Linked DNA regions of Homo sapiens: region 2 is linked to region 1. A link is a loop called in an ENCODE intact Hi-C map of the cell type or tissue named here. Cell type or tissue: HCT116. All regions are shown on one strand. Each heading gives the region's core, and the rest is flanking DNA. Links, peaks and the distances in the headings are about the cores only. Region 1 overlaps TMC1 (transmembrane channel like 1). Region 2 has its middle 27 kb from the start of TMC1.

Region 1 (12,013 bases), core at 2,692-10,691:
AGACCTTTGAGGAGAGCTTGGCTGAAGTCTTCCAAGCTTTATCCCCTTGTAGCCATTGTTTTGAGCCATCTCAAACATTAAGTAGCTCTTGAGGGTTGAATTGAGTCCTTCCTAAAGACAGACTAAAGTCCTAGTCTCCAGGACCTGTAAATGTTCCCTTATTTGTAATTAGGATGTTTACAGATGTAATCAAATTAAAATGAGGTCATACCGGACTAGGGTGGGCTCTGATCCAATATGGCCGGCATCCTCATAAGAAGAGGAGAAGAGACATAGACACATAGGGAAAAGACCGTGTGATGATGGCAGAGATTAGAGTGATGTGTTTACAAGCCAAGGAATGTCAAATATTGCCGGCAATATCAGAAACTAAGAAAAAGGCATGGCACAGATTGTCTCTGAGAGCCTCTCAGAGAGTATGGCCCTGCTGACACCTTAGTTTCAGAGGTCTAGCATCCAGAACTCTGAGAGAACAGATTTGTGTTGTTTTAAGACACCCACCATGTGGTAATTTATTACAGTAGCCCTTAAACTAACACAGTGACCTTGTGTCTTCTGCCAGAGGGATTTGATCACACTGGTGAGGAAGGGTCCTGGTCCATAATAACCCAAATTTCTGCCAGGGAAGAGGAGATTGAAAGGTCCCAGTGATCTTGGCCTATTTACTTGGGAGCTCTTCCACAGAACAAATGAACTCCTGAAGATGAGCTGCTACAAGGATTCTGTGCTTTGGACAGAATTGCACTTGTCTCTTCCCCCTGCTGTCACTCCCTGACTAGGAAAGGTCCAAGCTGTGAAGGAATCCCCCCCAGAAGAGACTTGTAAGCATTAAAGACCTGTGGAAAACTAAGAGGGAGGGTGGATAGAGGAGTCTGGAGACCGACTAACCTTCTGAGCTGCTTATTGCCTGAAGTGGGGGTGGAGTGGGCTGCAAACACTGTTGTATTTGGGGGACACATCACAGATGCTTATTTGCACCTTGGACTTTGTCAGGACACTCTGGTTACAGCACAACTTTGTGAACATGGATCACAAGATACTTGGAAAAGCAGTGTTTGCATTAATCAGATTAGGATTAGCTAAAATTTTAATTAAAGAACCAGAGAGTACTTCAGAGGCAAGGAGATGATAGTTACCTGGGATTACTTGCTATTTGTGAAACCAACCAGCTGACCACTTGTGTTGTTTGTCCCAAGGTATAATAATAACTAGATGTTTGCATATTGTGATTGTTTCTGTTCGGATTTAATGGCTGATCTATTTATCATATTAAAAGAGGGATCAAGTTCAAAGATTTCAATGCTCTTTATCTTCTTTCTATATATGATATTTATTTTTAAATGTCCATATTAAATATACATATATACACACGATTCTCAGAATTACGAAGAATGTGCTGTGTAGCATTCAATTATATATATAATTTTTTTTTTGAGATGGAGTTTCCCTCTTGTTGCCCAGGCTGGAGTGCAACGGCATGATCTCGGGTCACAGCAACCTCTGCCTCCCAGGTTCAAGTGATTCTCCTACCTCAGCCTCCTGAGTAGCTGGGATTACAGGCATGTGCCACCATGCTGGGCTAATTTTGTATTTTTAGTAGAGACGGGGTTTCTCCATGTTGGTCAGGCTGGTCTCGAACTCCCAACCTCAGGTGATCCACCGGCCTCTGCTTCACAAAGTGCTGGGATTATAGGCGTGAGTCACCAAGCCTGGCTCCAATTCTGTATATTTTTAAATGTAAGTATAAAGATCAAAGATACAAAGTATATTCACATATCAGTTTCCATGTTGTTATTATTATTATTATTTGCCATTTTAACCATCTCCAGATGAAGAAAACTGAATGTAAAGTTAAATATCTCCTTAACTTTTACTCTATTTAAAAAGAGACTGAATTATTTGTGAGGTAACCCAGTTGTAGCTGTTCTACTCTTCTCTACTGCTAGATTTTGGAAGAACCAAAAAGGAATAAAGCAAAGCATGACACAGAAGAGAAAGCAGAATTATACTGTAGTAGTATGCTCATATTTTATCAGAGTTTGCCTGTACTTTTGCTGATTTTTTTTTCTCCTAGCTTGGACATTTTAAAGGCTTATTTTAAATTTATCTCTTCTGTATTAACAGGTGAGAAGTGGACAAATCAATGTATAAAAACTACTATGGCTATCATCATTTAGAATTTTGTCTTAAAAGTAATTGGATTTCTGGGGTCCTAGACACATAATGATTAGAGATCATGCCACCAGTTCTATATGGAGCCATCTCAATTCATCCTTTCTCAATTTATCCTTTCCAGGCATTTTTCTTGAAACTGCCTAAGTACTGGCGTCTCCCTACGACTATTATATCTGAAAACACATTCAGTTTTCAAACCAGCTGAATTTTATGCCTGACTATTCCTTTTAACTTATACCAATGAAAATCCTTTAATAAATTCACTCACAATTGCTCCACTTTCTCAAACAGAGCACAAAGCATCTAACAATATTTCTTCATGATTGATAGCATACACACTCTTGACTTCATATTCTTCAAAATCTTGGTATTTTTATAAGCATTAGTGCCTTTTTTTTCCCCAGTCAGAAGCACTGACGGATTTATTCTATTGGGTGTTGTCTTCTGTTTGGTCTTTAGCTTTTCTTAGCTGTGATCGTTTATTGCTGAATAATTAAGGGCAATTCTTTCCCACTGAAATACTTTTCAAGTTAAACATTTTTTCCTTAAATTTTTGCCCCAGGCTACTTCTAGATCCAGCGTTGTTCCAGCTTACTGAGCATTCCAGAGGGCTAAGGTCCAAGTTAGCCAAGGTTTTAAAATGTTGACCATGTGGACCTGAATTCTTTCCAGTTACATATTTGCATACTTTTAACAGGAGTGGTTATTTCTCGTCAAAAGACAGAACGCTGGAAATACCAGGGCAAAACTATGTGTTTTTTTCTTGGTGATATCTTGATCTTAGCATTTTACTCTCTCTTCCTGGTTTCTAGCTTGACCTTTGTATTTTAGAGGAGAGTAATAGAGTAACAGTGCACTGAGAAGCAATGGGACATGACAGAATAGTTTCAGCAGTGAAAGTCAGGGAAGCTGGTTTCAACCATTCATTCACAAGCTTAAAGGACTTTGGTATCTGACTTTGTGGATGCCACTTTCTCATCTGTAAAATAAGGGGGTTGGATCGTGTGATTTATAAGGGGCTTTCTTACTTTCTAACATTCCATATTCTATAAAGACAGTTAAAGTCTCCAGAGAGTAAAGAATGTAGAAAATTCCTGAAATTTACTCAGCTCCTTTATTCCTAAATATTTTTGAATTCTGAAATTATTATTATTATTATTTTTTGAGATGGAGTCTCACTCTGCTGCCCAGGCCAAAGTGCGATGGCACAATCTCAGCTCACTGCAATCTCTGCTGCCCAGGTTCAAGTGATTCTCCTGCCTCAGTCTTCTGAGTAGCTGGGATTACAGGCATGTGCCACCATGCCTGGCTAACTTTTGTATTTTCAGTAGAGAAGGGGTTTCACCATGTTGGACAGGGTAGTATCAAATTTCTGACCTCAAGTGATCCACCCGCCTCGGCCTCCCAAAGTGCTGGAGTTACAGCCAAAGCACCTGACCTGAATTCTGAGTTTTGATTCTGTTTTTTTTTTTTTTTTTTTGAGACAGAGTTTTGCTCTTGTCACCCAGGCTGGAGTGCAATTGCACGTTCTCCGCTCACAGCAACCTCCATCTCCCGGGTTCAAGTGATTCTCCTGCCTCAGCCTCCCAAGTAGATGGGACTACCACCGTGCCTAGCTAATAATTTTGTGTATTTTAGTAGAGATGGGATTTCACTGTGTTAGCCAGGATGGTCTTGATCTCTTGACCTCGTGACCCTCCCTCCTTGGCCTCCCAAAGTGCTGGGATTACAGGCGTGAGATACTGCGCCCGGCCCATACTCACAGATTTCTTTGTGATATTATCTCATTTGTTTTCACCACACCCAGATGATGTGGATGGTAGGAGAAATCCCATGCGAATAAGTGGAATATGTTAGTAACTGCTTCCTTGGGTCCTTTTGCCTCTGGACTTAACTCTTTTTTTTTGAGACGGAGTCTTGCTCTGTCACCCATGCTGGAGTGCAGTGGCGCAATCTTGGCTCACTGCAACCTCTGCCTCCCAGATTCAAGCAATTCTCCTGCCTCAGCCTCCCGAGTAGCTGGGATTACAGGCATGTGCTGCCACGCCTGGCTAATTTTTTTGTATTTTTAGTAGAGATGGGGTTTCACCATATTCCCCAGGCTGGTCTCAAACTCCTGACCTTGTGATCCACCCACCTTGACCACCCAAAGTGCTGGGATTAGAGGCATGAGCCACTGCACCTGGCCTGGACTTAACTCTTAAATGATGTTACCCAGGAAAACCAATCTATGACTAAGGCAAAAAAAAAAAAAAAAAAAAAAAAAAAAAAAGTTGCACAGAGAAGAGTGGAAATATCAGTAAATCAGAAGCTAGGCAGGCCTAATCCCTAATCCACTTGGTGACCTTCTGCAAAACACCTTTCTGTTAGCCTTTTCACCCGTGAATTTTTTTTTTTTTTTGAGACGGAGTTTCGCTTTGGTTAGCCAGACTGGAGTACAATGGTGCGATCTCAGCTCACTGCAACCTTCGCCTTCTGGGTTCAAGGGATTCTCCTGCCTCAGCCTCCTGAGTAGCTGGGATTACAGGAACCTGCCATCACACCCAGATAATTTTTGTATTTTTAGTAGAGATGGGGTTTCACCGTGTTGGCCAGGCTGGTCTTGAACTCCTGACCTCAGGTGATCCACCTTCCTCGGCTGCCCAAAGTGCTGGGATTACAGGCGTGAGTCACTGTGCCTGGCTTACTTGTGAAATTAAAGCTTCAACTTTTACTCCTTAGGAACGTCTCACAAATTTCCACACATAAATCTAAAGTAGACACTCCTGCTTGCCAAAAGCATACTCTCTAAAACATTGGTTCTCAGACGGACATAGTGGCTCATGCCTGTAATCCCAGCACTTTGGGAGGCCGAGACGGGTGGATCACTTGAGATCAGGAGTTTGAAACCAGCATGGCCAACATCGTGAAACCCCATTTCTACTGAAAATACAAAAAAAATTAGCCAGGTATGGTGGTGCGTGCCTGTAATCCCAGCTACTCGGGAGGCCGAAGCAGGAGAATCACTTGAACCTGGGAGGCGGAGGTTGCAGTGAGCCAGATCCCGCCACTGCACTCTAGCCTGGGAGATAGAGCGAGACTCTGTCTTGGAAACAAACAAACAAACAAACAAACAAAAAAATTGGTTCTTGAGCAGGGCAATTTCACCTCCAAGGGGACATTTGACAATGGCTGGGGACATTTTTGGTTGTCACATCTGGGGTTGGGGAGTGAAGTGCTATTGGCATCTAATACGTAGAGGCCAGGGATGCTGCTGAACATCCTGCAGTGCACAGGACAGCCCCTGACAGCATTAAACAGTCCAAAATGTCAATTGTTTTTTGAGGTTGAGAAACGCTGGTCTAAAAGAAATGACAGGACAGGTGGCTTGGCTCATGCCTATCATCCCAGCACTTTGGGAGGCTGAGGCGAGTGGATCACCTGAGGCCAGTAGCTTGAGACCAGCCTGGCCAACATGGTGAAACCTCTTCTCTACTAAAAATACAAACAATAGCCGGGCGTGGTGGCCCACACCTGTAATCCCAGCTATTCAGAAGGCCAAGGCAGGAGAATCGCTTGAACCCGGGGGGCAAAGATTGCAGTGAGCTAAGATCATGCCACTGCACTCCAGCCTGGGTGACAGAGTGAGACTCTCAAAAAAACAAACAAACAAAAAAACAGAAATGACTCAAATGTTTACAGTGATTACTTCTGGATGGGATTATGATAATTGTTTCTCTACTGTTCTAAAAAACTTTCTGTTCTTTCCAAATGTTTAATATTGAGCACTTATTTTACAATCATTAAACAAAGAAATGACAACAACTGTTAAAAAAAAATTCTTAAGAACTGAAAGGCAAACACCACCACCACTAAAGCCATGTCCCCCAGATCTAGGTTGTGAGTCACATGATACCGACTTCAGAGGCAGCATGTCTCAAGGCCTCTCCAATGTGTGTCAGGGACAGCAGTGGGAGTAGGGCCCTCTGAGTCAGCCTCTTTGACCTGGGATGCTGCAGGAGATCTTAGCAAACATTCAAGATTTTCACTGAGTCATTTGCCTGTGGCATTGATCTGCTCACTCAAGTCTTCCGGTGTTTTGGTGTGAGGGAGGCTAAAGAGGAAAAACAGCTGTTTAGTTTCTCATTGATTTGTATTGTCATTGAGCAATACCTGGAGCCCAAGTGGATGTCTTTTATTCTGTGGCCTCCACAGCTGGGTCAGTGTGGAAGGCTTCAGACCATGAGAAATTGTTCCTGGGAGTCAATTATTTTAATAAGTGAGATATCAGAGTATATTCACAGAAAGAGGCTTCCCTGGCACTGTAAGGGCAGCCAGGAATAAAATAAAAATGCTTCTTCAGTGAAGATAATTGTCCAAATTGAAGACATAGGAAATATTTCTAATTTGCCTGTGTATTTGGTGAACATTTCTCTCTCTCTCTCTCTTTCTCTCTTTCTCTCTCTCTCTCTCTTTCTGTCTCCATAAATGAAGACATGGGAAAATCTATTAAAAATTAAATTAAAATGCAACACTTTTACATAAACAAAATTCCCAATCACTCTCCTTACTTTACCTCAGCCCAACCAAATGTGAGTTAAATCTCTTCCCTTTCCCATGGGACACTAGCATCTTGGTGGCCCAGCTCAGTAGCTAAGCATAGAGTAATGAGTTTGTTAAATAATTTCAATTACATTGTTTTTGAGATTCCAGGGTCACAGGGAAATTCTGACCTGAATTATCTGGATGAACTCTCACAATTGTGCACTGCCTTGTTCAAATTTGGGAAGTGCTGAGAAGCACTCATCCAAGGGGTAGATCTGGACTTCAGCTCATGCAGCATAATAGAATTTCAGGCTCAGTGATTTCTAATCTGTTACCACTTGCCATTTTCTACTTGAAGAGGGCAGACACCTTCACTGATCTCTGTTTCTATTTCATCTTTTGAAAAATCGGGATGATAATGGTTATCTGGTTTACATGCTTTTACATGCTTGTCAGGAGTTATTTTAAAGCACTTTACAAATATAAAAATGTACAATAAAATTGCAGAGTCGGATGCAGCAACCCCTGTATCCTTTGAGGAATCTATCACAATTCATACCCCTCCCAAGCCAACTTTTCTGGTACTACTCTGGAAAATTGTGCTTATACAGTTAAAATTTTTATTTTCAAAAAGTTGTGTAATTCCCTTTTTCAACCATTTTTTTTTGTTATAAGAAATGCAATTAAAAACATACTTTTCTTTCCAAATAGAAGAGCCTATTCTGCCTTATAAGAATTGTTTGAAAGATTGAAGGACAAATGAAGTCATACAACTTCTCTGATACCATATTGAACTCAAATGAACACATTTTGAGGTAAGAAATGAGCCTGGAAGATTTTTCTTTTTTTTTTTTTTGAGATGGAGTCTTGCTTCGTCGCCCAGGCTGGAGTGCAATGGCGCAATCTTGGCTCACTGCAACCTCCGCCTCCTGGGTTCAAGTGATTCTCCTGCCTCAGCCTCCTGAGTAGCTGGGATTACAGGAGTGCTCCACCAGGCCTCACTAATTTTTTGTATTTTTAGTACAGATGGGTTTTCACCATGTTGGCCAGGTTGGTCTCAGACTCCTGACCTCATGATCCACCCGCCTTGGCTTCCCAAAGTGCTGGGATTACAGGCGTGAGCCACTGTGCCTGGCAAGAGATAGAATTTTTCACAAAAATAACTCATACCAGAAACTTTGTAGGCCCCCACCGATGCCCATAATCTTTAGGAAACAAACTCTAGTGTCACCTATTTCCTGATACCTTCTGTAACGACCAGGTCATATTCTGAGTTCCTACAGCACTCAGTGTTTCTCATCGGAGCTGTAGCAATGGAGTAATAAATGGCACTGCTCAGGAAGAGAGAATTCAGAAAGAAAAGAGCAGGGCCTAGAAAAGGAACAAACTTATCGGATGTGTAGAGAAAGAATCTGCAAAGCAAGTAATAAAATCCAGAAAAACGTGGTATCATGGTGGTCACAAAAAAAAGAGTGGTTAAATTTTCGAAAATGGAGACAAACCACTCACCATGATCGTGCCATCTGAATAGAAACACAGAAATGATGACAAAAAAATGGCTAAAGAAAGAAGGTCAACAACCATGTCCAATGCTTTGGATATTAAGAAGTGTTCAGATGGATTTAGCAAGTAGAAAGTCACTGACACTTGGTGCACAACCAGACCTCAATGTATTTAGGAGGAAACTGTTATTTTGGAACAATTGAAAGCTTTCATTTGGCTGAGAAATATCAACTCATTCTTAAATAGGTATGTTAGAAGGAGCCTCTGGGCCTGATATCTCCTTGATTACAAGGAAAATGAATAATAGTTGCGTCTGATAACCATGACATATCACCCCTATGTTTGCTTGTAGCTTTCAGCAGCTCAGAACATTGTTGAAAACACTCATTATCCCAATATCCCCAACAGGGAAGTGTTAAAACCTGCCTTGTGCAACTGTCAATCTCTGATGATTAGATAAAAACAATTATGTCATGAGTTGTAGCTATTGTTATTTACTTCCCAAGAGCCAGATTACACAGGTATCTGATTGCTGAAGCAATGTCTGGATGTACCACGAAATTCCACATGCATGTACAGTATAAACACCTCTGGCTATCACCTTATCTAATTTTGATCAGATACAGGTTAATCCCCTCCTGTATCTTTATATGTCCTGAATTTGCCTCATCCACCTGAACTTTGCCATAATTTACTCTCAATTTGTATGTGTCTGTGATGGAGTTGTTGTCATTTTCCTTTTCTTTTTCTTTTTTTTGAGGCCAAGTCTCTTTCTGTCACCCAGACTGGAGTGCAATGACGCGATCTCAGCTCACTGCAACCTCTGCCTCCCGGGTTCAAGTAATTCCCCTGCCTCAGCCTCCTAAATAGCTGGGACTACAGGTGCATGCCACCATGCCTGGCTAACTTTTTGTATTTTTAGTAGAGACGGGGTTTTACCGTGTTAGCCAGGATGGTCTCTTGATCCGCCCGCCTCCGCCTCCCAAAGTGCTGGGATTACAGGCATGAGCCACCGCGCCCGGCCTCATTTTCTCTATCTGTCTGCTTAATCAGGTTTTGCAAGTTTCACATTTCCTCAACTAAACTTCATTTTACCACCCAAGCAAACTTCATTATAATTATTTTATTTTTCTGATGACATCAGATTTCTGTAGGGGTACCTATTAGCTAGAGATACTTAGATTTTATTTTCCCAGCATGTGACTATTTCCCATTCTATACAACACAATGGCAAGAGCAGGAGTATGTTTTTGGACAATTAAAGAGAGAAAAGGCCGGGCGCGGTGGCCCATGCCTGTAATCCCAGCACTTTGGGAGGCTGAGGTGGGCAGATCATGAGGTCAGGAGATCAGGAGATTGAGACCATCCTGGCTAACACGGTGAAACCCCATCTCTACTAAAAATGCAAAAAATTAGCCGGGCGTGGTGGTGGGCACCTGTAGTCCCAGCTACTCTGGAGGGTGAGGCAGAATGGCGTGAACCCGGGAGGCACAGCTTGCAGTGAGCCGAGATCGTGCCACTGCACTCCAGCCTGGGCGGCAGAGCGAGACTCCGTCTCAAAAAAAAAAAAAAAAAAAAAAAGAGAGAGAGAAAATAACTCAGCTTCATTTAGATTTCTATTATTCTTCTCTGATCCATATAGTGGATGTTCACAGAAGTGTAGGAACCAAAACTATGCAAGTTAAACTGTTAATTTTAGAAGTTTATAGCAGTGATGTGGAAGGCTGACCAAAGTTGGCGCTTTGGTCTCACTATAAGCCATAGTAATAAATACATTAACAATGTCCACAAACAACAGTAGACACCATTTAGTAAGGGCTTGCTCCAAGCCAGGCACTGTTTTCAGCTTAAGTCTCACAGCCTTGTGAAGTAGATTCTGTCCCATCTTAGAGCAAGTTGGTCTGAGGATCCTCAAGGGTAAGGTCTCTTGCCAAAGGTCAGCAGAGGTAGTGAGTTCAGAACTGGGATTTAAATCCAGGCTGTTCTATTTCTATTCCACAATTCTGCCTCAACTGCTTCTCTACATTTTAGGCACACGTTTGAATACTGAAAATTTGGGTCACAGAGTTGGAGATGTTTCTTCTTCTAGGCCCCAAACCGGAGCGGGGTGCAGTGGCTCAAGCCTGTAATCCGCACTACTTGGGAAGCTGAGGCGGGAGGATCGCTTGAGCTCAGGAGTTTGAAGATACAGTCAGCTATGATCCTGCCACTGCACTCTAGCCTGGGCAACAGAACAAGATCCTATCTCTAAAAAAAAAAAAAAATTAAAATTTTAACACAAGGGCCCAAACAAGTCAACAGTAATTACAACATGATCTTTACTACTGTCTAATAACATCTCACAGTGCTTTAAACATACGTAGTTACCATTCTGTCCACTTGGTTGCCTGTAATATTAACTCAGTAAGTAGGAATACTTCCTGCCCTGACTAATATACTCATAAATATATGCTCTAAGTCAAGGGTCTTGCAGGTTCTGATTTAAAAAACACAATTTTTTTGAGGGTCACTGGCTTTACATTATCTCATTCTTTTCAAGTTCCTTTGTACGTAAAACATCCTATGCTCAGTTATATGATCTGTTCAACCTCCTGCTTGACAGATATGAAAACAGTGCTCTCATGTAATTTATGTAATTTACATTTTTACATATTTAGCAGTACACCTTTGTGCTATGTTATATTGTTTGAGAACTAATCTGTTTTTCTGATGGCTGGAAGTCTAAGTGAAAAGATTATACATGAAAATAATTCATGTTTATTATCACTAGGAGAAAGTAAGACAATTTAGTTTGATTCACAAGCATTTGAATCCCTATTGTGTCAGACATTGTATTGGAAACTGGGGATACAAGGAAGATATAACCTCATCTCTCAGAGTTCCCTAGTTATCCCATACATATATACAATTATTATTTGTCAATTAAATTTTTTTTAAAAATTTAGAAAGGAGTTTCCAAGTAAGAAAAATCATAGCGAAATGGTATAATTGGTATAATAACAGTTAATTAGCTATAGTATGAAAATACAGAGGAAGATCTAACTAAGTTGGGGATTATTAAAGAAAATTTAAATTAGCTGGGTGTGGCGGCAGACGCCTGTAACCCCAGCTACTTGGGAGGCTGAGGCAGGAGAATTGCTTGAACTCAGGTGGTGGAGGTTGCAGTGAGATGAGATCACTGGGTAACAGAACAAGACTCCGTCTCAAATAAAATAAAATAAAAAATAAAGAAAATTGGACAGAGATGTGGCATTTGAACTGTCTTTCAGATTAAGAAGAAAGTTACTAGTTAGCCAATTCAAATATAAGATTTACAAACATAGAGTACAGCATGAGCAAAGGTGTGGAGGTACAAAAAGAATAATGTTTTTGAGGGGAGAATAGCAAGTACTCTGGGGGTGGCCAAAGTTTGAGTTGTGTGGTTTTGGTGGTGGATGGAGATGCAGGAAGATTAGGAAGTAGATTGAGATCAGATTGAGAAAGGTCTTCCAGACCAGATGAAAAATTTTGCCATATTTAGGCAATAGGGAGCCCCAGAAATTGTTCAACCATCATCAGCTTTACATTTCACTATGGTAATTTGGCTTCATAAGAAGCATGGGTTGGAGATTGATAAGAGCAGACTCCAAGGGGCCAATTCATTAAACTCAACTGCCAATAATGCAAGAGACAATGAAAGCCAGAATGAACACAGTGACCATGGATGCCAGAGGCATTTCTAGGATTTTTGTAGAGGACTTAAGAGACCATTTGGGAGGGGAGGAAGGCAGAAGATAAGGGGAAAGAAGGAGTTGATATCTTTGATGACTGA
Region 2 (12,013 bases), core at 2,607-10,606, 64 kb before region 1:
GAGGGTGTTGCCAAGAGATTAACATTTGAGTCAGTGAGCTGGGGAAGGCAGACCCATCCTTAATCTGGTGGACACAATCTAATCAGCTGCCAGTGAATATAAAGCAGGCAGAAAAATGTGAAAAGGAGAGATGGGTCTAGCTTCCCAGGCTACATCGTTCCCCTGTGCTGGATGCTTCCTGCCCTCGAACATTGGATGCCAAGTTCTTCAGTTTTGAGACTTGGACTGGCTCTCCTTGCTCCTCAGCTTGCAGACAGCCTATTGTGGGACCTTGTGATCATGTAAATTAATACTTAATAAACTCCTCTTTTTATATATATATATCTCATATATATATATATATCTCATATATATATATATCTCATATATATATATATATATATGTATCTATAGCCTATTAGTTCTGACTCTCTAAGAGAATCCTGACTAATACAGTTAACCATTTTTATTATTTAGTAAAACAATAAAAAATTGACATTCTTTGTTTTGTCTGTCCCTCCCATTCTTCCTTTCCCAAAAAACTATTGGTCCATGAGATCCAAAATATTCAGATCTATTCAACTAAATGTTATGGTTTCTAGGAGCATGGCCCATGCTTTAATGTTTCTTTTAAGCATATAATATTATGTAAACAGCTGCTCAAATGTTCTGATAAAGTGCTTGTTTCAATTTATTGTCCCAGTTTCTTCTAAGCCTGTTGGTATACCTGCATGGCTAAATGCAATATGTCTCTACAGTGACATGAATAACATATTTATGCATATATATTTACTTAATACCATTTGGTAAGTGTTAATTAAATATCAACTCTCTCAAAATTTAAAATTTCCATTGTAAATTTTTTTTAAAAAATATTTTCTTTAACAAATGATCAAGAGTAATGCTATAAGAACAACAACAAAAATGCAAACTGGGAAAAATCTCCCCTGAGGCTCAGACAATCTGCTGCCTTTTGGTATAATTCACTCAGGGATAAGAAGATCTTAGAAAATGCATGATAAAGAATAGACAACAAACAGTAAATACTCTGGTTGAATTTAATTAGCAGTGATCTTCATGATACTAAAGTGATTGTTTTTTAAACATCTCTGTCCCTGACAATTAGCCACGGTGAAGAAGGCGGCAATAACTGTCTAAAAGGTAAGCACTGTGGCTTCAAGGTAACACAGCAGAAGCTAAGAAAGGTGCTTTCCGCAACATTTAGGCTGTTCTACAAAGAAGTATGGGAGCATGGAAATGGAAAGGTAGAAACAAAGGAATCAGAGTTGTAAGTGTAGAAATGCACCTTTGGAGAGAAGGAGGATATTTCCTTCTCCTTTTCCACTTTTATAATCCTCAGTTTTGTTTTGTTGTTGTTGTTTTTGAGACAGTCTCACTCTGTCACCCAGGCTGGAATGCGGTGGTGCAGTCTCAGCTCACTGCAACCTCCACCTTCTGGGTTCAAGCGATTCTCCTGCCTCAGCCTCCCATGTATCTGGGTTTACAAGCGCACGCCACCACGCGTGGCTAACTTTTGTATTTTTAGTAGAGATAGGGTTTCACCATGTTAGTCAGGCTGGTCTCGAACTCCTGACCTCCTGATCTGCCTGCCTCGGCCTCCCAAAGTGCTGTGATTACAGGCGTGAGCCACTGCGCTTGGCCTTTTTTTTTTTTTTTTTTAAATGCCTGTTTTCTATACAAAATCTACATCCAAAACTCCTTTAGGCTATATTTTTTTCAAGGCTGAAGTAAGGGAGTAATCCTAATTTCTTTCACAGATTTCAATTTCAGCTACTATATGAATCACAGGCTGGGCAGATTAGAAATTTATGAGGAATAATCCAAATGGCAGAATCTTGAGAGTAATTCTTGTTTGAAGCACAGATCTTTTTCTTTTACATTTTCCTTATATGAGTTTTAAATTTCTTGAGTAAGGTAGTGAGAAATTTCTTGAGTAAGGTAGTGTGGGGAAAATGGGGACATTATTTCTGAGATTTTATTAGGATAGCAGAGAGGCACAGGTGCATAGCATAATTATCCTATCTACACTCAATTTCATTGCCAAGTAGGGCCAGTTGGTGCTTCTAAGGATTCCTCTTGACTGACAGATCACAGAAACTTGACCACTGAGGCATGAGGCATGATAGGGCGACCACTCTTGTTTCCAAAATGTGAAAGAAGCCCTAAAATTTCAAGGGGAGCAGCTGAATTAATATTACTAGGGAGGTACAAAACTTCCTAATGAAAGTGTTTTCAAGGCTCCTCTTCAGCTGACATATGTCACAGCCTGACAGGTTCTTTTTGCCTGCTTCCCAGAAATACCAATGCACTAAGAACGGCAGGTATTGCAGCAAAGAGAGTTTAATTTGCAGGGCCAGCCAAGTGGAAGGACAGGAGGTATTTCTCAAATCTGCTTCCCTGAGAATTAAAAAGCTAGTTTTTTTCTTTTCAGAGTCTAGCTCTATTGCCTAGGCTGCAGTACAGTGGTGTGATCTTGGCTCACTGCAACCTCTGCTTCCTGGGTTCAAGTGATTCTCCTGCCTGAGCCTCCCATGTAGCTGGGATTACAGGCACCTGCCACCATTGGCTAATTTTTTAATTTTTTTGAGTAGAGACAGGGTTTCAACATGTTGGCCAGGCTGGTCTTGAACTCCAGACCTCAAGTGATCCACCCACCTTGGCCTCCCAAAGTGTTGGGATTACAGGCATGAGCCACCATGCCCAGCCAAGGCTAGGGTTTTTTTTTAAAGGGTACTTTGGTAAGCAGGGGCTGGGAAACTGAAACAATTGATTATCTGGGGAAGAAATCACGGGGGTGTTTAAAACTGCCTTTGTGTAGTTGAGTTAGTTCCCAAGAGGGGGTCTGAGGACCAGATGGCATCACTTGGTCTACCAAAATGCTAAATTTGGAAAAGATCTCAAAGACCAGTTCTGTAGGTTTCACAATATTGATGTTATCTATAGGAGTAGTTGGGGAAATTATAAATCTTACAACCCCTGATTACGTGACTCTGGAGTGGTAAGCAACTAATAGAAAAGCAAGCTAAGCAATGGCAGGTCATTGTTTATGCCTATTCTTTAGCAAAGTTCAAGTTCTTCCCATAATTCTAAACTTGTCTTACAAATGCAGCTTCAATCTGTGAACAAGGAGATGTTCAGTTTCCTATGTCTCTAAGTTTAAGTTTAATAAACTAAATTTATCTTGGCTTCAGTGCTAGAATAAGCAAAAAAAAAAAAAAAAAGATTAGTCTGTGAGGTTACAAATAAGATGGAGTCAGTCTAGAAGCAAGATGGAGTCAGTCATGTTAGATCTCTCTCATTACTTATAATTCTTCAAAAATGATTTCACTTCAACTTCAGGACCTTCACCATGATCCATAAACATTATCATTCTATCAGTAGGCTTTACCTATATTTCATCTTAAAAATAAGAAAGTTGAAAAAGACGATTATGGCAACTTTAGCAATAGTTCGCTATGAAAGCTACTTTTCAGGAAGAGAAAATAACACTACTTCATACCAGAATAACTCTTGTTTATATGGTGCAAATATGGTGCACGATGTGTGGATTTTGATCAAATGCATCTTTGTGTATGCTTTCTACCCTCCCTTAATTTTGTATTAGTTGGGGTTGGGAAGGTAATATTCACCTGACCTTGGGTGAATATCTGGGCTATTCTCATGTCTTTTCTGTTTAGTCAGGTAAAAAGCAGTCCTACAATCATTTTAAGTCACAGACACAGACCTAATTCAGTCTTAACACTGTCCAGCTCCATGCAAGGTCAGAACTCCAAATACAACTTGATATCAATTCTCCCCGCCTAGCTATGTCCTGTTTTAGTCTGAAGCCTGCAGTAGAAGAAGAGGTGAGTTTGTCTCTTCTTCCTCCTTCTCGCTTCCTGCTCACCACTTTCCTAGGCTCAAAAGCAGGGTTGGGAGAGGAGAAATAAAGGGATAGAACCATTGTCACTTGGTGAGGTAACTTTGGCTCTCTGACCTGGCAGATGGTTAAAGACAGTCCCCCTTAGAGATCCTGGCTGCAAAGACATGGAAGAAAAATGGACTCTCTCCTATGTGGCAGTTTCAGGGGCTCTTCCCTTGCTGGACTTCTCTCTCCCGTAGTTCATTTTTACCTCCAGGGAAAATTTTTCCCTTCCCTTCCCTTCCCTTCCGTTCCCTCCCCTCCCCTTCCCTCCCCTCCCTTCCCCTCCCCTCCTTCTTTGCTTTCTGTCTCTCCTTCCTTCCTTCTTTCGTTTCTTTTCTTTCTTTCTTTTTTTTTTTTTGTTTGTTTTTTTTGAGACGGAGTCTCGCTCTGTCACCCAGGCTGGAGTGCAGTGGCGCGATCTCGGCTCACTGCAAGCTCCGCCTCCTGGGATCACTCCATTCTCCTGTCTCAGCCTCCCGAGTAGCTGGGACTACAGGCGCCCGCTATCACGCCAGGCTAATTTTTTGTATTTTTAGTAGAGACGGGGTTTCACCGTGTTAGGCAGGATGGTCTCGATCTTCTGACCTCGTGATCCACCCGCCTCGGCCTCCCAAAGTGCTAGGATTACAGGCGTGAGCCATCGCACCCGGCTTCTTTCTTTCCTTCCTTCTTTCTTTCTTTCCCTTTCTCTTTCTTTCTTTCTTTCTTTCTTTCTTTCTTTCTTTCTTTCTTTCTTTCTTTCTTTCTTTCTTTCCTTCTTTCTTTCTTTTCTTTCTTTTTCTTTCTTTTCTTTCTTTCCTTCCTTCCTTCCTTCCTCCCTCCCTACCTTCCTTTCCTTCCTCCCTCCCTCCCTCCCTCCTTCCTTCCTTCCTTCCTTTTTTCTTTTTGATGGAGTCTCACTCTGTCACCCAGGCTGGAGTGCAGTGGCATGATCTAGGCTCACTGCAACCTCCACCTCCTGGGTTCAAGCAATTTTCCTGCCTCAGCCTCCTGAGTAGCTGGGATTATAGGTGCGAGCCACCACACCCAACTAATTTTTGTGTTTTTAGTAGAGACGGGGTTTCACCAGGTTGGTCAGGCTGGTCTCGAACTCCTGACCTCGTGATCTGCCCACCTCAGCCTCCTAAAGTGCTGGGACTGCAGGCATGAGCTACTGAGTCTGGCTGGAACCCAGCCTCTTTCTACTGAGGTCACCTCACACCTCCATGTGGCCCGAATTGATAGGACACAGGAGTAACAGAGGCCAATCTCTCTCTCAGGTAGCTTACTCTAGTCAACAGGAAACATCCCGTATCTCTTGTGCAGGCAAATTTGGAGTGAGCAATGTAGTCCCAATACAGTAGCTTCCCCTTAGATCTACCACGAAAGTGACTGCTCAGGCCATCTCTTACTTCCAGATTTCCCCAGGTGGACCATCCACTCTCTACCTTAAATGCCTCTGGTGGGAGTCAGGCAACGGTCTTGTGTTACTCCCAACTATAGGAAACATATTTGGAATTATGCTCACCTCTCTAAGCTTGAGGTGAGAAAAATATGGGAGAGATGGACAGGTGGGGGTTGGCGACCTTGAGCATGCCGGCACCTCTCTCCTCTTAACCCTGATTTAAAAAAAAAAATCATTTGTCTGCTTGAGGAACCCAACTGGCATGCAAAAGGTTCTCAGAGGTCATTTTTCTATAAAACTGCAACATTTTCTTTGTATTTGGGGCAGGTTGTGTCTCATGCTTACTTTTTTGACTGCAATATTAGCATCCTAAGAAACAAAAGCAGGAAGAATCCAGTTCTACCATCTTGTTGCCAATGTTTTACGGTTCACAAGGTTTACAATCCCATTGTTTCAGTTGTTTCTTACTGTATCATGAAGTAAGCCCCAACAAACAGATTTGCCACCCCCTTTTTTTTGCTAGTGAGTTTGAAAAGGTCAAATGACATGCATTCACATGGCTTTCATGGAAACTATGTATTTGATTTCTGAACTCCTTAAAGGACCTTGTTATGTTCATATTTCTATCCATAGCCCTTAGCACATAGTAGACAATAAATAGAATTTATTTATGTAATCAATGCATCCAGGACTCCTAATGCTGAGGCAAGTCCTTTCTTCACTGTAGACAAATTTGCTCCCAGAGAACTGGTCTGACTTTTGACCTTCACAGCAACACAACCTCTGTAATCCCCTTACATTCCAGGCCCTTTTCAATTTAAGGCTAATCCTGGATCCATGGATTTGGCTCTGAGTAAATCAAAGATGTCCAAAGCAGATTAGCTCTGTGAGTGTTATTATGGTCCATTCTCCCTTTAGTTTGTAACAATCAACATTTATTGAGTGCCTTTTATGTGACAGGTGCTGTATGAACTATGAGAGAGAAAAATATAAATAAGAAAAATTTCCATGTCTTGCAATCCACCCCAGAAAATACCTGAAAGAAAACTGTGGAATTTAAGGCATCTTTTGTAAATACATGAAGTTCCAGATAGTTTTATCTGAGGCTTTTATGCGATATAGTAATTTATGAGATTACCTGAGTGGTAAACCTGCATGCCTATAGGGTCTGGCAGGTAACAGACATGACTAAAGTGGATCAACTCAAGATTGTGGTGAACTAGAGAACAGCTGTCCTATTTATGGGTAGCAAGAGGTACTCAACTCTAGCTGAAGTGAGCAAAGGAATTTAGATATTCTGTTATTTTTATTTATTTATTTATTTATTTGAGACAGAGTCTTGTTCTGTCACCCAGGCTGGAGTACAATAGCACAGTCTCAGCTCACTGCAACCTCCACCTCCCAGGTTCAAGCGATTCTCCTGCCTCTGCCTCCCGAGTAGCTAGGATTACAGGCACCCGCTACCACGCCCAGCTAATTTTTGTATTTTTAGTAGAGACAGGGTATTGCCATGTTGGCCAGGCTGGTCTCGAACTCCTGACCTAAGGTGATCCACCCGCCTCGGCCTCCCAAAGTGCTGGGATTACAGGCGCGAGCCACTGCATCTGGCCAGAAATCTGGATATATTTAAATGTAAATTTTCTCCATCTGAAAACATAGGTGGGCCAAATAATATATCTGTGTGTTGCCAGGATCAACCTTTGCCCTAGAGTGATTCTGGACCTATTTTTTTTCTCCTCATTCCACCCCTACTTTCTCTTTTCTTGGGATGTGGCTTGGGACTGAAATATACTGGAGATAAGGAAGGAAGATCAGGGATTGCTGTTCAACCTCTTTCACTTTCATTGATATTTATCAAAAGAAGAGAGCTGTGTGCATTTCACAACCCTCAGAGAATAGAGAGAACTTGTGTTTAGAACTATGTTTAGCTTTTATACAACTGAAAAATAAAATTCTTCCTTTAAGCAAACCTGCAAAGGACTTTACACCACAGTCTTACGTTTACCATATATGTATATCCATTAAGTGCATATAAATCTGAAGGTACGTTCTTAGTGAGCAACTGCTACCTGGTTGTCATGCTAATGACTATTAGTATGTTATAAGCCATGATGATAAGCAATTTACACACAGGGTTTTTTTCTTTTAGGAGCCATTGTCCCTCTGTTTTAGATTCCCCTTCCCACATTGATCTTATGGATGTCAGTGGCTCTGGACTTGTATTTACTATTGCAGATAGTGTGATACTTCCACTTAACCAGTTGCTTATTTTAGAGCTATCTTGGGTCTGGATGCAAATATTTAGTACCTGTAAGTATTAACAACCTGTGTTTAATCTTTTAGCTTGCTTTGGGGGAAGGGAAGTTTTTTTGTTTTTGTTTTTTTTTGAGACGAAGTCTGGCTCTGTTGCTAGGCTGTAGTGCAGCGGCCCGATCTTGGCTCACTGCAACCTCCGCCTCCCGGGTTCAAGTGATTCTCCTGCCTCAGTCTCCTGAGTGGTTGGGACTACAGGCATGCACCACCATGCCCAGCTAATTTGGAAAGTTTTAATTTTCTACTTGGTACTAGGTGAGAAGGTACACATTTTCTGGAACACTGAGCCATAATTGTGTGTGTGTGTGTGTGTGTGTGTGTGTGTGTGTGTGTGTGATTAAATTATTTGAGCTATAGCTTCAAGATTCCAAGAAATTCTGATATCAGATATTAACAATAAACAAATTGCAAGCCAGGTTTTTTAGTGACATTGTGGTTATTAAATGTTTAAATTAATTTGATACATATGACAGCTTAAGTCACTTATTTGGTATGAATAGACACATGCATACACATATCTTTTCGCTATAAAATTTTTAAATGGCACTCTAAAAGATCAACATTAACTGGCTAATGCAGTCCATAGATTGTAAAGGAATGAAGCTTTCATTAACTGCTTGCATTTACAATTCAGTTGGTACTGAGAGGTTTTAATTTCTGACCTAGATATTTCAAGTAGCTTGCTTCTGGGAAAAATAATAGGTAGTTAGACAACAACCACAGCCCTTGTCCTAATTAAAACCCCTTAATGTTTCATTTTCATATCCATTGTCTTGAAATTGTATCACTAGGTTAAGAAAATAGTTTTCTGGGTTAAATCAGAATTTAATTGCATAGTTAGGAAATGCCCAGCATAAATTAATTGCATTTCACATCAACCAAAATATTTTAGATTTCATTGCAACCCTAATAAATTGGGGTCCCAAAGGTTTCAGTTTGGCATTCAAGAAGCACAGTGAAATAGCCAATCTCATTTCTTCCCCTAAATTAAAAGAGAAATCTGTTCTTTACTTGTATCTCTCAAAGGACGTTAGCAGGGATCCAAATCATAACCATCATGTCCTTTTCTCCCCTTTCCCCAATACTTCCACACTCTTTTTTTTTTGGGTCTCGCCCTGTCACTCAGGCTGGAGTGCAGTGGCACGATCTTGGCTCACTGCAACCTCTGCCTCCCGGGTTCAAGTGATTCTCCTGCTTCAGTCTCCCATGTAGCTGGGACTACAGGCACCCGCCACCATGCCCAGCTAATTTTTGTACTTTTAGTACAGATGGGGTTTCACCATATTGGCCAGGCTGGTCTTGAATTCCTGACCTTAGGTGATCCGCCTGCCTCGGCCTCCCAAAGTGCTGGGATTACAGTCGTGAGCCACTGTGCCCAACTTCCATACTTTCTTATGCACAACTGTCCCCTACTTCATACCAATCCACTCACCTCCCAAACCCTCCCTCCCCTAAGCCTGTGTGGCTTCTACTTTCTCTCTTTCCTCCTCTCTCTCTCACAGCTCTTTGTGAGTCACTTTAACTCTTTTCATTTGATTTTTTCCCCCTCTTTTTGTGTCAGTCTAAGAGATGAAAGGGAGAAGTGAGTTGGCCTTGGAATTACAGAATGGTGGCCTTAGGGGGATTATGTAACTATTTCAACTTTCATAATTTTTATCTTGTTGCCTGTGGCATCAAAGAGTTTTAAATCTGGCTTGTTTCAATTATATTTTGATTAAAATACAAAGTAATTGGTGTATAACTGTTCATAACTGAATGTTCTGGAGAGAGTAAGGTTGGGCATTTTATCACGAACATGGTGTTATTCCTGGAAGTGGTGTCAGTTCTATCAAGCTACTCCATGCTGTGCCCATTAGGGTAATGAGGCCGTTCAGGCTTTGTGTCTCCATATTTTTCCAACCTTTACGAATGGCGACAGAAGGATTTATCAGTGGCGATTAGGGTGGTGCCCAGCCTTCAAACTGCTCCACAATCTGGCACTAGTTTCAGTTTCCTGCCTTGTCTCTGCCATGTTCCACATCCCAGTACATTATTTATTTCTCTATTAATAGAGAAAATTGCCTTGAATTATGGATATTTATGTACACACTCTGTCTGCCTTAATGGATGAGCAGCCCTGCAGCGCTTTACACATAGTGTAGGCTGAATAAATGACTGTCAGATTTACTTGAACTGCTTACACCGTGTTACAGACTCTCAGTCTTCAGGTACATACACGTTGTGAGTTTGTTTTGTTCGATGGCTGGCAGGGTAGCTGAACTTGATACATATATTTGAATGAGAAACAGAGCAGCAGTGCAGCTAGTATCGTCAGAATTTGGGGAATCTGCCCTTTACTAAACTCAGCAAATATTTCCTGAACAAAGATGATGTAAAAGGCACTGAAAAAGGCACAGTGAGAACCACAAATTTAAGAATGACTCCGCCACCATCTTTGGGAATTTCATTGTCTTTGTACACTTTAACTTGCATGGAATATAAAAAGAAACTGAGAAAAGCCATCATTTGCTGGCCTGTTAATCCCTATGAGTATAAATGTGTATGTATGTGTAGAGTATTTTCCACTCATTCACCACTTAGTCCTTCATTGGCAATATTTCTCAATTATTGTCTGGGGATTACCATAAAATTGATAAATAAAAGTATATAATTAATGCTTGGAAGAGGAATAAAAGGTAAACATTCCTTAGGTTCTTACTATTGAGGAAAACCAGACCAGCCACTCAAGTGATGAACCCCTCGTGACATCTAACCAAAACTGCCGCTGAGTCTTTTGTTCCAGAATGTTTGAGCTCTATGGCCAAGAAAAGTCACTTATTGGTAACCATTTACAGATTGAAACTCCTCTTAGGTAGGTTGTCTTAGTTTTTCCATCCTCCTGGCCTAAGTTCTTTATAGTTGGGCATTTCCTCCTTGACCAAAATTCCTGTATCCTGAAATATTGTCCAATGGTGATCTAAATTGTGTTCCATGAACTAACTCTCTGGCTGAACCTGCATTCAATCTTGGTAGAAACTCCGAGCTTTGGACAGGCGAGGTGGCTCACGCCTGTAATCCCAGCACTTTGGGAGGCTGAGGTAGGTGGTTCACCTGAGGTCAGGAGTTGGAGACCAGCCTGACCAACATGGTGAAACCCCGTCTCTACTAAAAATACAAAAAATTAGCTAGATGTGGTGGTGGGTGCCTGTAATCCCAGCTACTCGGGAGTCTGAGGCAGGAGAATTGCTTGAACCTGAGAGGCAGAGGTGGCAGTGAGCCAAGTTCACGCCATTGCACTCCAGCCTAGGCAAGAAGAACGAAACTCTGTCTTAACAAAAATAAATAAATAAATAAATATTTTAAAAATAATAAAAGAAATAAAAAAAGAAACTCCGAGCTTTATGGTGCCAACTGTATACAATCTATTTTGTAGAAACACAGGAAATTGCAACTTGAAGGAACTTTATGGAAGTATTAGTAATAGAAAGATGATGAGTAGTAGTAGTAACGGTAGTACAGTGCAATGGTAGTAGTGAGAAAGTAGTGCTAGTAGAGTGTAGTAGAAGTCAGTGTTATGGGTTCCATTATTTCCTCCCAAAATTCATATGTTGTAGCCCTAATGCCTCAGTATGTGATTGTATTTGGAGAAAAGGCCTTTAAGGGTGACTAAGTTAAAATGAGGCCGTTAGAGTGGGCTCTAATCCAATCTGACTGGTTTCCTTATAAAAAGAGAAAATTTGGCCAGGTGCGGTGGCTCACGCCTGTAGTCCCAGCACTTTGGGAGGCTGAGGCCAGCAGATCACAAGGTCAGGAGTTTGAGACCAGTCTGGCCAACATGGTGAAACCCCGTCTCTACTAAAAATACAAAAATTAAATGGGCATGGTGGCGGGCACCTGTAATCCCAGCAACTCAGGAGGCTGAGGCAGGAGACTCTCTTGAAAACGGAAGGCAGAGGTTGCAGTGAGCTGAGATTGAGCCACTGCACTCCAGCCTGTGTGAAAGAGCGAAACTCCATCTCAAAAAAAAAGAAAAAAAGAAAATGTGGACACACAGAGAGACACCAGGATGCAGGTGTACAGAGGAAAGACCATGTGTGATGGCTAATTTTATCAGTCAATTTGGCTGAGCCATGATGCCCAGATATTTGGTGAAATATTCATCTGGGTTTTTCTGTGAGAATATTTTTAGATGAGATTTACATTCAAATGGGTGAATTTTGAGTTAAGCAGATTACCCTCCATAACATGGGTGGGCCTCATTCAATCAGTTGAAGGCCTGAATAGAACAAAATGCTGGCCGGGCACAGTGGCTCATGCCTGTAATCCCAGCACTTTGGGAGGCTGAGGCAGGTGGATCACCTGAGGTCGGGAGTTCGAGACCATCCTGGCCAACACGGTGAAACCCCATCTCTACTAAAAATACAAAGGTTAGC

The links. A loop is a pair of places that touch in the nucleus more often than their neighbours do. Peaks named below come from ENCODE experiments on the same cell type or tissue, not always from the same donor. Only the 100,000 strongest peaks of a DNase experiment are listed, where the experiment ranks them.
Region 2: a loop joins it to region 1, with 3 times the contacts of the local background. A loop is called at or near these places in 3 of 110 quality-filtered maps.

Annotation. Positions count from the first base shown.
Region 1 is chr9:72,551,558-72,563,570 of GRCh38, forward strand. The region is part of intron 1 of TMC1 (transmembrane channel like 1); the gene reads left to right. LOC101927191 (a long non-coding RNA gene) reads right to left here. Exons shown (of 5, transcript XR_242619.5): 5 at 6,065-6,268. Among named protein-coding and RNA genes, the nearest start is that of TMC1, 36 kb to the left of the region's middle. RefSeq lists enhancers at 113-613, 5,765-6,964. In HCT116, for the core only: no CTCF peak of the experiment used is centred there; a DNase peak (open chromatin) is centred at 6,164; H3K27ac peaks cover 1,978 bases.
Region 2 is chr9:72,488,141-72,500,153 of GRCh38, forward strand. No RefSeq gene overlaps it. Among named protein-coding and RNA genes, the nearest start is that of TMC1, 27 kb to the right of the region's middle. In HCT116, for the core only: no CTCF peak of the experiment used is centred there; no DNase peak of the experiment used is centred there.